Regions from separate parts of the Mus musculus genome. Here region 1 is linked to region 2. The links are chromatin contacts, found by POLR2A ChIA-PET in ENCODE. All regions are on one chromosome and are shown on one strand. Each heading gives the region's core, a stretch centred on a gene start or an enhancer-like site at or near the end of the contact. The rest is flanking DNA. Distances are from core to core; before and after follow the strand shown.

Evidence for each region. ChIA-PET counts read pairs that join two places held with the same protein, here RNA polymerase II (POLR2A).
Region 1: POLR2A ChIA-PET joins it to region 2 with 12 read pairs in Patski. The contact joins the promoter of Mtfr1l here to the enhancer-like site in region 2. POLR2A ChIA-PET finds 5 or more read pairs at or near these places in 2 of 5 experiments (Patski and embryonic stem cell).

What each region holds. Positions count from the first base shown.
Region 1 is chr4:134,533,536-134,539,689 of GRCm38, forward strand. Mtfr1l (mitochondrial fission regulator 1-like) reads right to left here and starts at 1,852. Exons shown (of 7, transcript NM_029759.4): 1 at 1,715-1,852. Selenon (selenoprotein N) reads right to left here. Exons shown (of 12, transcript NM_029100.2): 12 at 4,357-6,154. The coding sequence ends at 6,081.
Region 2 is chr4:134,473,214-134,479,588 of GRCm38, forward strand. It overlaps Stmn1 (stathmin 1), which reads left to right. Exons shown (of 5, transcript NM_019641.4): 5 at 119-630. The coding sequence ends at 190. Among named protein-coding and RNA genes, the nearest start is that of Stmn1, 8.1 kb to the left of the region's middle. Within about 2 kb of position 4,943, at least 1 of the 3 ENCODE cell types and tissues checked has a DNase peak (open chromatin) inside an H3K27ac peak, as active enhancers do.

The DNA.
Region 1 (6,154 bases), core at 602-3,101, 57 kb after region 2:
TTTGTGCTTTTAAGGAACTCAAGTCCAATGGGACCTGCAGGACCCGGACACATTTTTCAATGAAAGGCTGGGTCTCATTAAGAGGTAACTACAGCCCAGGGCCCCATGGTGAGTTTGGAGAGACTAGGAAAGTGAAAGTCTTCTAAAGAGGACAGAGCATCCCAAGGGATTGCAAAAGGCAGACCAGAGGTCTTGTGAGAGTCACTGGAGAACCTAGGTCTGGCTCTCAACAGTGAGGAGATGAACTGGATGGTCGGCATCTCTTAAGGGAGAGCTGGAGTTCCTCTTCTGCCTTAGAGAGTTGTCATGAGAGTATACATGGAGAGAGGAAAGAACTTGTCTAGCCAGTCACCAAATGGCTGTTCAGTGGACAGTGTCTAAAGTCTGGTCCAGGTTCTGATATGTGCAGCCATGTTCAAGCCTACAAAGTCCCTGTGTGCCAGACTTCTTGCTAAAGGCCACTTAACTGTGCTACTCCTGCCATTACGCCCTCTCCTGTCCTGCTTCATCTCCAAAGACTCCAACCGAATCTAAACCTCGGGTTTAACAAGCTGCCGGTTCTATTACTCTGGTGTTTAAATCTTTCAACTCTCTTCTAGACTCCACAGTCCTGCCAGCAGGATATACCCCATCTTCCAGCTCTCTTAAGACCAAGCTCTAATACAGTTTGGCAAGTACACGATCTGCGACCATACTCACTCCCTAGTCTTCTGCTGGGGCCATGCTACTACCGGGCTACCAGCTCCCAACACACCTATCTGTGCCCCAGTCTATACCACTGCCTCTGTGGGACCCAACTTATCCAGCTTATCTCAGTCCCTCAGCACCCAGCTCATCCATCACTCTGTCCCTGGCAGCCTGGGGTTCGCAGTTCACTCCGTGGCAGCCTGGATCGCCTTCCGAGGGTGCTCAAAACAGAAATGGAAGTAACCGAACGGCCCATATCCCGGCCTCCGGCAGCCGCTGTAAGCACTTGGCTTGCTTTTAAGAAACCGCTGTAGGCGACACTAACTTGGCTTCGAGGCCCCGCCCCCCGCGTGCCCGCTAGACGCTCTAGCCGGTTCCGCAGCCCCGGCTCTCCCTCCGCACATCGGCGCTGCCGCAGCTCCTTCTGCGCTGGCCGTGCCCGCGTCTTCCCGTGCGGCCACTCTCGGCAGACCCTCTCTGCTCCGAGAGCGCCTCGACCCGGCAGGTCCTGGGCCAGGGAGAAACTTTAGCCCAGCGGTGCCCGGCGGACACCCGGGCAGAGCGCGCGAGGGTCTCACGAGGCGCCGGTGGCCAGCAAGATGCAGCCCCCTGCGCCCTCAACGACGGGTCCCCACCCCCGCGACGGCGACCCGGCCCGGGCCAAGGTCGGCCAAGTTCCTACCGCGCGTCCAGCGGCCCTTGGACCCGCGGGCCGGGCCGGGCCGCTCAGTAGCCTCCAGGCCGGCGTAGGTCCCAGATACGCCGCGCGGCCCGGGGCGTACCGCGCTCCAACGGCTGGGGCGACCCCAACCGCTGGGTGACACGGCCAGCAACTACGCCTGGGGACCAGTGCCCTCACCGAGGGGGGCAGACAGCGGCGACTCCCGCGAGAACTTGCACGGGAACAGGGAACGCGTGCTCCCCTGCGCCGGGACGGAGACGCCGGCGACGGCCCAGGGCGCTCACCGAGCCCGTCTCCTGTGGGACCCCGCATCGGGCTTAGCCCGGACTCCAGCGCCACACTCACCTCAGCCCCTCCTACCCCAGCGGGCGGCCCGGCCTCGAAGTCCCTCACTTCCGCTGACCCGCCTCCGGAAGCAATCATTTGCAGCTGCGCGGCGAGCACCACGCCCAGGAGAGGCGGGCCTAGAGAGGGGCCCGGAATGGACGCGGGCTCTGAGTGGACGGCAGACCGGCCAGGAGGCCACACCCCTCCCCGGGCCACGCCCTCACCCCTCCGGGGGAGGGCACGAAGTCTGTGCGCGCATCCCGCTGGAGTTTTCCTCCCAAGTTTAGTTGCTGCCGTAGGAGTTGCTTCCCGTGTTTAGTGTCAACAAACTTCTGGGAAGCGGTAGTCTGCCAGTGTTGCTGCTCAGCACTGGAAATAGTCCATACTCCTGCTGCAGATCTCCGAATCCTCTCATCTTGGCATTTCAGCCTTTCCTATCTAGTCTGGACCCTCGTCCCATTTCATGCTCCCCCAGATACATCCCCCAGCAAAAATGGCTGCTTTCGCCTTTCAGGCATGCCCTCCAGTGCTTCGGAATAGCTGTCTTCTATTTTAAAGTTCTCTGTCTCACACACGCTCATACACGTACACACGTGTGCAGCATAGTTCAGTCTGTTAATGAGATGGGTGGATTGATGGCACTCGGAGACACCAAAGCTCTCAAGGTCGCTCTTTCTACCGGTCTCCATGGCATCCAGTTAATGGGCATACACTTTCTTCTCTGCACGTGGCTTTGCCTGACTCACCAGTTCTCCCAAAGCCTATAATCCCCACCTGCCAGGGACAAATCTTTTGGATTCGTGGGTGGACAGCTTTGTGCAGTCACAATGGGCATTATGCCCAGACCTGCCTTACTACACCCATACATGCTTTATTTCTCTATTGTTGTCCTCTGGAAATTACAGTTATATGTTGCTGAAGAACGGGTACTCTTTGGGAAACGTGTCCTTAGGTGACTGAGTTACACAAACATTATAGAGTGAGTACGTACACACACCTACAGAATATACTACATCCTAGGTGAATTGGTAAAGCCTATTGCTCCAGGCTACAAAAACCTGCACAGTTGCAACTGTGCTAAATCCCAGGGAAGTTGTATCACAATTGTAGACATTTACTTCTAAACACCGGTAGGGCACATGCCAAGATAGATAGCTGGAATTTCTCAGCTCCTTTTTGATTGTTGGGTATCACTGTCAGATAGTCTATCAGCGACAAAGCCACTGATAGAACCTAGTGGGGAAACCCCCACTCAATTCCCGATTCGGTGTGCACCCAAAAAATCACGAAGGACCATCTTGATGGAATTAAATGAGGTCGTTTAATTACGGAGCTCCGGACCGACATGCATCCCACACAGGAGATAACGGATGTCGGCCACGAGGCTGGAAAGCTAGGGGTTTTTATGGGGTAAGGGGCTTAGGGGTGTGGAATTCAGCATAGCAACACACTATTGGCTTATTCAAACATCAGGAGAAAAATTACATGTACGTGCAGGGTGTCAGAGTTCTGTGAGTTGTTGACTCAGTTCAGATAGCCCTGTTATGTCCTCACATTCCTCTTTATCTTATGGTCAAGATGTTCCCAGGAGTGTTTTAACTACGGGGAATACCCAGGTTTGTTTTTCTCTTTTCTCAGCCCCAGACAGCCTCTAGGCTCACAAACAACCAGCAATTTCTGAGTACTTTATATGACTTACAGGTCTTGAAATTTCATCTTTCTTTCACCACCACTGTGTGGCATCTGACCATTTAAACGTTTCTTATGGGTTTGTGTGTATGTGTGTGTGTGTACTTCATTTTGCACTGCTCCCCATAAGATAAATAATTGGGGGCTGGAGAGATGGCTCAGCGGTTGAGAGCGCTGGCTGCTCTTCCAGAGGTCCTGAGTTCAAATCCCGGCAACCACATGGTGGCTCACAACCATCTGTAAGGGGATCTGATGCTCTCTTCTGGTGTGTCTGAAGAGAGTGACAATGTACTCACATACATTAAATAAATAAATAAATAAATAAATAAATAAATAAATAAATAAATAAATAAATATTTTTTAAAAGATAAATAATTGGTTATAATCCATCCTTAACCTGGAAACTGACTTTACCTCTGTGTCAGTGAAAATGATATGGGAACAAAGGGCTGGTTTGCAGAGCCTTTCCTCTGTGGCAGGCTAGGCTTTGACATGTCCTGGCTCAGCATGTTTCCTTGCCTTATGACTCAGCCTTCTTTTACAGGTCTCCATCTTTACACTCTCCCCACCATGTGTGCACTATGGTGAGGAGGAGGTCCAAAGATAACCAGGAATTGCTTCTCTCCATCATGGGGAATTCAGGGACTGAACTCAGGTTGTCTAGGTAGCAAACACCTTTATGCAGTGAGCCATCCCACCACCCCTACAGGTATATTTCCTCCCATAATTATCTAATGCCTGTCATATGCTCCGCTTCTAACGAGTTCAACATCAGGACCATTCTCAACACAAACTTCCAGATTCTCCAGCGTAGTTTCTCATTCTGTCTATTACAAGCTCCCTGTTGCTAGACAAGGCTCCAAAACAGTCCAGCTCAAATGTGCCCACCCTTACCCATTCCCCAATAGGGGCAGTGGTCAGACTGTGGAAGGCCAAAACCGAGCATCCTGCTCAAAGGAAAAGCACCAAGCTACTGTAGGCTCTCCAATTTTATTACAGGACATACTGGGGATGGGGGAACAAAGGCAGAGGGGTGATCAGATGGCAGCTGGGGATGTGCAGAGGTGTCTGATGAAGACCCAGAAAGCCCCAGCAATCAGTACTTCCCATAGGACTGCTCAGAGAATCTGGCAGAGCTATAGACACCTGCTCTGTTTAGTCTGATAAGAAGACATGATTTGAAAACATTCCCTTCCCACCACAGGGGGAAATGAGCCAGGGCACCCCCAAAACCGAGACATAGCCTTTAGAGTCATGTGGGTTTGGATCACAACTCTGGTCCTCTGAGTGACCCCGGAAGTCACTTTACTTTCCTAAGACTCCAATGTCTTCCTCTGAAAAATGGGGGCAACTTTCCAATTCATGGTTTGCTATGAGAAAATGTATGTGATCTTCACAGGGCACCCCAGAGACAAGGCTCCTGGGAGCCAGAGAGCGTGAGGGGGGCTCTATGTGGTGGCCCCAAGGGCTGGCAGGGGAGTAGGAATCAGGGAATGTCTATGTGCCTTCCTCCTCTGCATGGTTGAAGCTTGAGCCCCTGGTGAGACCAGGTAAAGAGATGGCTCACAGTGACCTGGCTGATGTCAAGAAGGCTCAGATGCGATTGAGTTCAAGGCGCTTCTTGGGAGTGTGGAGCACAGGACAGGGCTGGGGAATACTGAGTCTTGACTGCTTGTAAAAAGCTGGAGAGAAGGAAGGTGGGCTTAGTTTCTCCCCACATGTGCAACTGCGAGGACATCAGGCTGGATCCATTTGCGATTTCAGACCCAGCCATCATGCGGCTGTTGCTGGGGGGAGCCACTGCCCACTTCTTTCTCCTCAGCATTCAGAGTTTTAAAAAATATAGACTGTGAGAAAGTTCTTATAAAAACACTTTTCTGTATGCATAAAAAAAGACTGGCCATGGTCAGCCGTTCAAGCTGTTCACCAAGTCCCCAAAAGTAGCCGATGGGAACTGGTGGCCATCCGGTGGTGAGTTGACTGGCAGTACCCTGGGGGGCTAGACAGTGCTGGCAATAAGAAAGGCTGCGCTCTTTGGCTGGGACACACTTCACAGTGAACTTCTCCATCTCTCTGAACAGGACTGGACTTGGGTCATCAGGTCAACAGGCTGAAGGGTAGCAGTGTGACAATATGGCCTCCACTTCTGTAGAAGGGCTTTGTGCAGAGGCTCCAGACAGCTGTCTCCAGCTGACAATGACCCTAGCTGGGAGCACTGTGCACAGAAGGCTACCTAGGGATGGCCAGCATAGAAGGCTCCAAGCAGGCATAGCGCTGGCAGCTTGGCCCCGAGCCCAGCTCTTTTAATTCCTTTGGCTTGAAAGGGGAGCCTAGAAAGAAGGGACCTTTCCAGTCCACTCCCTATTCACACCGAGGTCCTGAACTACACTGTGTGGTCCAGGGAGGTCTCCCCAGACCCCTTTTGGGGGGACTCGAAGAAGCTCTTGGAGCCAGATGGGCTGCTAGTGGTAGCCGGATTAAGCTCAGTCACATGACCGGGCAGACAGGCCCCCTCATCTGGCCACCATCCCTCAGGATTTATGAAAGTGACAGCCTCAGATGACCCTGGACCTCTCTAGGCAGCCTGGGGATGAGGTAGGGACCACTTCCAGTTTGAAACAGACTCCGGGCACCGTGGCTCCAAGGCGCGTGGATTCTGTCTGCTGGCTTTTTACCAGGTCCAGGTCCTCTAGGACTAGGGCTGGAGGAGGGGCAGGCCCCGCCGGAGTCCTTCCCTCAGGAACTGCATGTAGGTAGCTGTGGACGGGT
Region 2 (6,375 bases), core at 3,693-6,192:
TTTGGTTTGGGATTTCCATGGGTTGTGTGACTGAAGCTGTGTTGGACCTCGTAGGCAGGGGACAGGGCTCAACAAGTTATTTTTTGGACAGATGACACTTACGTACAGTTTCTTCCAGGACAAGCACGTGGAAGAGGTGCGGAAGAACAAAGAATCCAAAGACCCCGCGGATGAGACTGAGGCTGACTAAGTTGTCCCGAGAACTGACTTTCTCCCCGACCCCGTCCTAAATATCCAAAGACTGTACTGGCCAGTGTCCTTTACTTTCCCTCCTGACAGATAGTCTAGAAGCCGATGTAGGACCGTATAGGTAGATCCAGACCGTGAGATGTTTTAGGGGCTCAAGGGGAGAAACTGAAAGTGTTTTACTCTTTTTTAAAGTGTTGGTCTTTCTAATGTAGCTATTTTTCTCGTTGCATCTTTTCCACTCGGGCACAATCGGTGTGCTGGGTTAATGGCTAGTTCTGTATTGACTGTGGAAGATGTTTGTGAAGAGTATGTGGCGGCTTCTTCCAACCCATTAGATGCTGAATATCTGTCCACTTTGCGATCCCAATTCTGTCCCAATCTCACCAGATGCTACTGTACTTGAATGGTTAATAAACTGCACAGTGCTGTTGGTGGCAGTGACTTCTTTCTGTTCAGGTAGTGACAGGCCGTAGACCTTTTCTCTGTGGCCTCCTGCTGCTGCAGACACCCAGCCAGTCCTCAGCTCCCAGGCCCTCTGATTGTCCTCACACAAGCTCGGCTTTGTTCTGCTGTCTTCCCCAGCTCAGCTGTTATTTTCTTTCAGATGTTTACGTGCAAACAAGCAGGGTTTTGTTCCCCTTAGAAAGGCTGCTTACAGGCACAGAGTGATTTCCAGAGAACAGTTTAGAGGCGTCCTTAAGGTCTTAGGATATTTGATGGTTTGTTTGCTTAATATGACAGCTAGGAGGAGAGGTGCACCCTATGTCCCTTCCGCAAGCGACATCCTGAGATTTCAGAATGCTCAGGAACCTAATTGTGCTGTTCTCGTGACACCTGTGAGGACAGGAGAGCAGCACTGACATCCACTGAGGTCAGCACACTGCCTCTCGGCTCAGGGAAGGCATGGGCAGCTTTCCTGGCCCTTTTGGGAAATAACTAATTGCTTACAGTCTGTCTGCCCCTCGAATCTGCATAAAGCTCTTAGAAGCTGAGTGTCCACAGCAAGAGCCTGCCAGCAGGAGGGCTGAGAGGGCCTCGGGGACCAGGCTTAATGGTGTGTGCCTGGAATTTCAGCGCGTGGGAAGCAGAGATGGGAGGTGCTGGGGAATTGAAGACTCCAACCTAGGCTACTGAGGCTGTGTCTCCATTCAATAAAGAAGCGGAGCTCCAGGTGACTAGTGAGCCTCCCGTTCCCTACGGATGCAGTTGGGGGAGGGGGGCTCTGAGTGTGCAGAGAGCATGCCTAGAGCCACTCTGGCACTGTATAAGTAATAATTGTTTTCTGACAGAGGCCAATGAGTGATGCTTTTCTGGGCTTGAGCATCGGTGTGCCTTGAGTTGAATATCAAATTGTGCAGAAGGAAGACCATTGTATGAGTTCTGAGAAACAGCTGAGGTCACATAGGGCAAATAGAAACAAAATCAAGGGCAGCTCCATAAACAACAGTGGTTCCTTCTGAGCAGAGCTGAGGTGAGGTATATGAAGGGGTGTGGCGCTGCTCGGCATCGGTGGGATCCAGTGCCTGCCGCATGAGATGAGGACCTGCTGAAGGTTGGCTTGGGGAACATGGTCATGACTGAACAGATGGGAGTCAGAATGTGAGCCTGACACAACTTGCATTGGAGAGACAAGCAGGAAAGGGGCCATTTCTCATAGATGGGATGAGAATGTTAGCTGTGACTACAGTGGGCATGCGGACAAAGGATAGTCATGGGGGTTTGTGAGCTGCGTAATGTTAAAAAAAATGCTGTGCTGGGGTTAAACGGTGCCACACATGCAAGGTAAACTCTACGGAGCTACATGCCCACCCCAGGGGAGCCAGGGCCTTTTCCTAGGCCTAGGTGTTTGGCTGCCTCAGGACTCTGAGCTCACCTAGAAGGCTGGGTGTCAGCCCTTCCCTGAGTAAGGTCAGAGTAGTTTGACTGTAGCCAGGCAGGGCCTGTCACCATGGGGCATTCCTTCTCATCCTGAGAAGAAAAGGAGATGGCCTGTCCTAAGAGGTTTTTTTTTTTTTTGGTTTTTTTGCTAAAGAGCTGTTTAAGACAGGGTCTTTCTGTGCAGCCCTGGCTGTCCTGGAACTCACTCTGTAGACCAGGCTGGCCTCGAACTCAGAGATTCACCTGTCTTTGCTGCTGCCCAGCCCGCCCTAAGAACATTGCATTGAATTTAAACAATTTACAGTTATTTAGAGGGCTAACCCAGAAGGTATGGCACACATAGTCCTACAATAGTAGGACTTGGAAGCAGATGCAGGGGGATTGCAAAATTCAAGACCAACCTAAGGCAAGGTCCTGTTTCCAAAACAAAAAACCACAACATGGTTTTACACCTATGATCCTAGCACTTAAAGAGGCTGAGGCAGAGGACTTCCAGGAGTTAAAAGGCCAGTCTGGGTTATAGTTGAGGCCCTTTCTCTAAGGCCTGAGGATGTAAAATAAGTTTAACAAGCACTCCAAGTGTACTCTACCCTGGGCTGTGTGCTAGGGAGAGGAGGTGGGTCCCTACTCAGCCTGTGTTCACACGCGAGTTTGGAGACGGCTCACCCGAGAGTGGGAAGAACCACGGGCTTGGCCAAGTACTTAGAAGTAACTGTAAGGAATGGGTGGCCTGAGGAGCTTAGGCGGGAAAGGGCTTGAGCTAGCCCCTTTGTCAGCGGACTCAGTTCCGGCCCCAGACAAAGCACTTGCCTAGTATACACTTATAAAGCCTGCCATTGTGGCAGGTGTAGAGAGGCTGTCATAGTGGGTGCTGGGAGGCTGTCCCTCTATCCTAAGTAGTGGAGGCCTCACAAAGACAGGTGTTAGAACACAGATTTCATTTCATTTTTTGTTTTTTTGAGACAAGGTTTCTTTATGTCTTAGAAATTGTTCTGTAGACCAGACTGGCCTTGAACTCAAGAGATCTGCCTGCCTCTGCTTCCCAGAGTGCTAGGGTTAAAGGTACCACCGCCTGTCAGAACATGGATTTTTAAGGAAGAGAACATAGACGGGGGTGACTTGATAGACACTAGATTGAGAAGAGACCATGTTTGGGGGCGGGGGTGCTAGAGCCACACTGGTGAAGAGGGAGGGAGGGTGCTTGCTGGAGGGCTCTAGAGGGGTCTGTGTGACTCACTGAGGACCAAGCTGGGTTGTGCAGCGAGACCAGGGATACAGGAGAAAAACCACTCAGGAGCCCACAAGGGAATGGGAATAATGCGGCGAGAGAAAAATGAACGGTCAGAATTGGGTCACATGCCTACTGAACCCGTAAGAGAGTCCACCCCAGGCTCCGGGCTGCCTGAAAGGGTTGGTGGTATCTGGCAGCCCCGTGCCTTCTAGACTTGGATACCCCCATTACCCTACTGTTGCATCCAAACTCTGCTAGCAGAAAGCCCTACGTGTAACCCGGGCCACGCCCTTCAAAGCAGTTCACAATCATCTCTTGCTACTCTGTGTGTGGGGAAAGAGGTTCTGCCCCATCCCAGCAGGTCATAAGTGCTCCCCTCCCTTCTGCACAACCTCACAGTGGATGGTTGTGGTTTCTAGGTAAGTGCACTGGAGAGAAGAGTGGCTGCCTTCCCCGACAGCCCGGCTGTCTTGACTCGGTGTTAACCGTGATTCAGAATAAGCCAAAGGCAAGGCCTGGTCTCTATGGACCTTGTTGGAATGCAGGTTAGCCTAGGTGCCCTGGAAGCTACCTGCCAAGCCAAGATTGGCTCTCTGTCTGGTAAGACTGCCAACTCGCTGTGACCGCATGACTCACTGTGACCAGATGCCAGGGATCCCCACAGTGAGCTGAACTTGAGGTCCCAGAAACTTCTAGAAGAGTGAGGTCTCCTGACACCTGCCGCTCACACAGAACGCTGAGCATCCTTGTGCTTGAGCCTACCATCAGTGGAAGCTCCAGTTCTGCACTTAGGAGGTGTAAGAGCTCGGGGATGGGGCTCAGTCGGCAGAGCAGTTGCCTAGCATTCATAAAGCCCACTCTGGTTCCACCCCCAGCACCATACACATCAGCTGTGAGAGCATACACTTGTACCAGGCCCGGGCACTGGGAGACAGGAGGATCCAAAGTTCCTGTCGTCCTTTGCTGTATCGTGGTTTTGAAGCCAGCCTGGGATTTATGACGCCCTAACTCATTTCTTTTAAAAGGCACAGAAAAAGGTTTTAGACATGCATGTAGATTTTTAAAGCTTAGTTGTAATGGGCTTCAAACGGTAGCACCTTCTGGCCAGGCCCTTGCCTCTGACCACTAAGTCCTAAAGAGACAAGACTGATCCAAGGGAAGAGAGAGACAGGTGGAAAGAACCAGATGCTCCAGGACTGTTATCTCTGCAAATAAAGAGACAGTCAGACATTCTGTTGGGACAGCGAGACACGTAAATACAGGTGTGTGAGTTCAGTCCCCAGAACCACCAGCCTGCACCTACACATGTACACAAAGGATCCATGTAAGTAAATGTAGAGATATTATGCTGAATTAGATAACCACTCCCATAGTCTACCTCAGTGCACCTGCTTTGCCCTGTGGACCCCATGGGGAGTTAGCTCTGCCAACTAAACTAACCCTGGAGGTGTCCAACTCTTAACTGGAATCCTCCTACACCCGAAGGCACAAGCTGACAAGTTGACAGCCCTCAGCCATCTTCAGTCATCAGGCACGTTGCTGGCCCGTGCTGCATTTTAAATGATTGGATGAGTTGACATTTGCACAGAAGAATCTTGATTTTAGGCTTCTTGAAAAACCTTTACGCTTTGGCTTTCAGTCCCACCCACAGTCCGCTCCTGGTGGCTGCTGCCCCCTGGTGGCAGGACTTGCGCACCACAGCTCTCTCCTCCCGGTGCACCTGCTGGCCGGCAGGGGCACTGGCTTCAAAGAGCTCAGCCTAAGTGAGAGACTCCTGTCTCAAAACGCAAGGTGGACAGCTGCTGAGAGGCCTGACAACACTCTGCCCTCCACATGTGTGTGCACATGCAAACACACACACACATACACACAGGCACACACGTCCATAGTGTTTTTTATTTTGTTGCCAGGAAAATGCTTAGGATGAGACACCTTAATTACAATTACTACTCTTCAGTCCTTAGAAGAGGCAACCATCCTTGAAGGCACGGTATTACACAGCAGGACCTAGGGACTCTCCCTGCACGGTTGTGTCGTTCACTACTGGGGCAGATGAGTGGCCACTGTGGTGTTCCGTCTAAGGCTACAGGTTCCTTAACTCATCCTGGAACATGGAGGCATAAGAGTTTGCAAGATGTCGCTCTGCCCCAGGTGAGGAGGGGCCTTTGTCTATAATCCCCACATCAACTTCTGGAGGTAGCCCTCAGTGCTAGGTGGAGGCCACCCTCCTTATTTAGAAGAGCCTCGAGCCACATAAACGACTTGCCAGCTGTCTTAGGCAATTAGTAATGGTCTCAGAGATTGTTCAATTTCCATACAGCAGCCAAAGAGGGTTTGTTTTGTTTTGTTTTTTGAGTCACAGAGAATAGGATTCAAGGTGCAGCCTGGCAGCTGTACAGGGCTTTGGGTGTTCTTGCCGGCACCATAATCCCTACAGCTGGCAGTAAACGCTGGGGACTGAGTTTAGAGAAGCAACACACTGGGGGCCTGCCATCTTCCCTCAGTGACTGATCCACAACTTCATGGGTCTTCTCAGCCTGGCCCTGACAGGAAGACAAATGTGGGACCCACAGCCCACTGCAGCAGCCCCTGGGACATCTCCACAGCTGGATTTTTGTCCAGCCCCTCCAGGAGTCTCTCTGTTCTTTCTGGAACTTAAAATATCTGTAAGCCAGGTATTGCGGTGCACATCTTTCATCCCAGAGTTCAGAGAGTAGAAGCAGGCAGATCTCTGTGAGTTCAAGGCCAACCTGGTCTAGAGAATGAGGCGGGATAGAAGTACTCAGTCAGTTTGGAGGGAGCGTGTTGACATTTGAACACTCTGTGTCTCCTCTGAGAGGACCACTGTCCACCCTGCTGACCCTCCTTCCCTGGGCACCTGTGCTGTCTGCGTGTGCTTTTCTTTCTCTCCTTTCTTGCTATGACTCGTTTTCTGAACTCTTACTGATGTATATATTCACAGTAAGTAAGAGTTTATGCATGCCATCTTAAAGCTCAGATAGTCTTGTGTTGTCATTTTTACTCTCATCCCCACTCATGGTTTACAGGGGATTGAAGGTTGGGGTCAAGGGTCACAT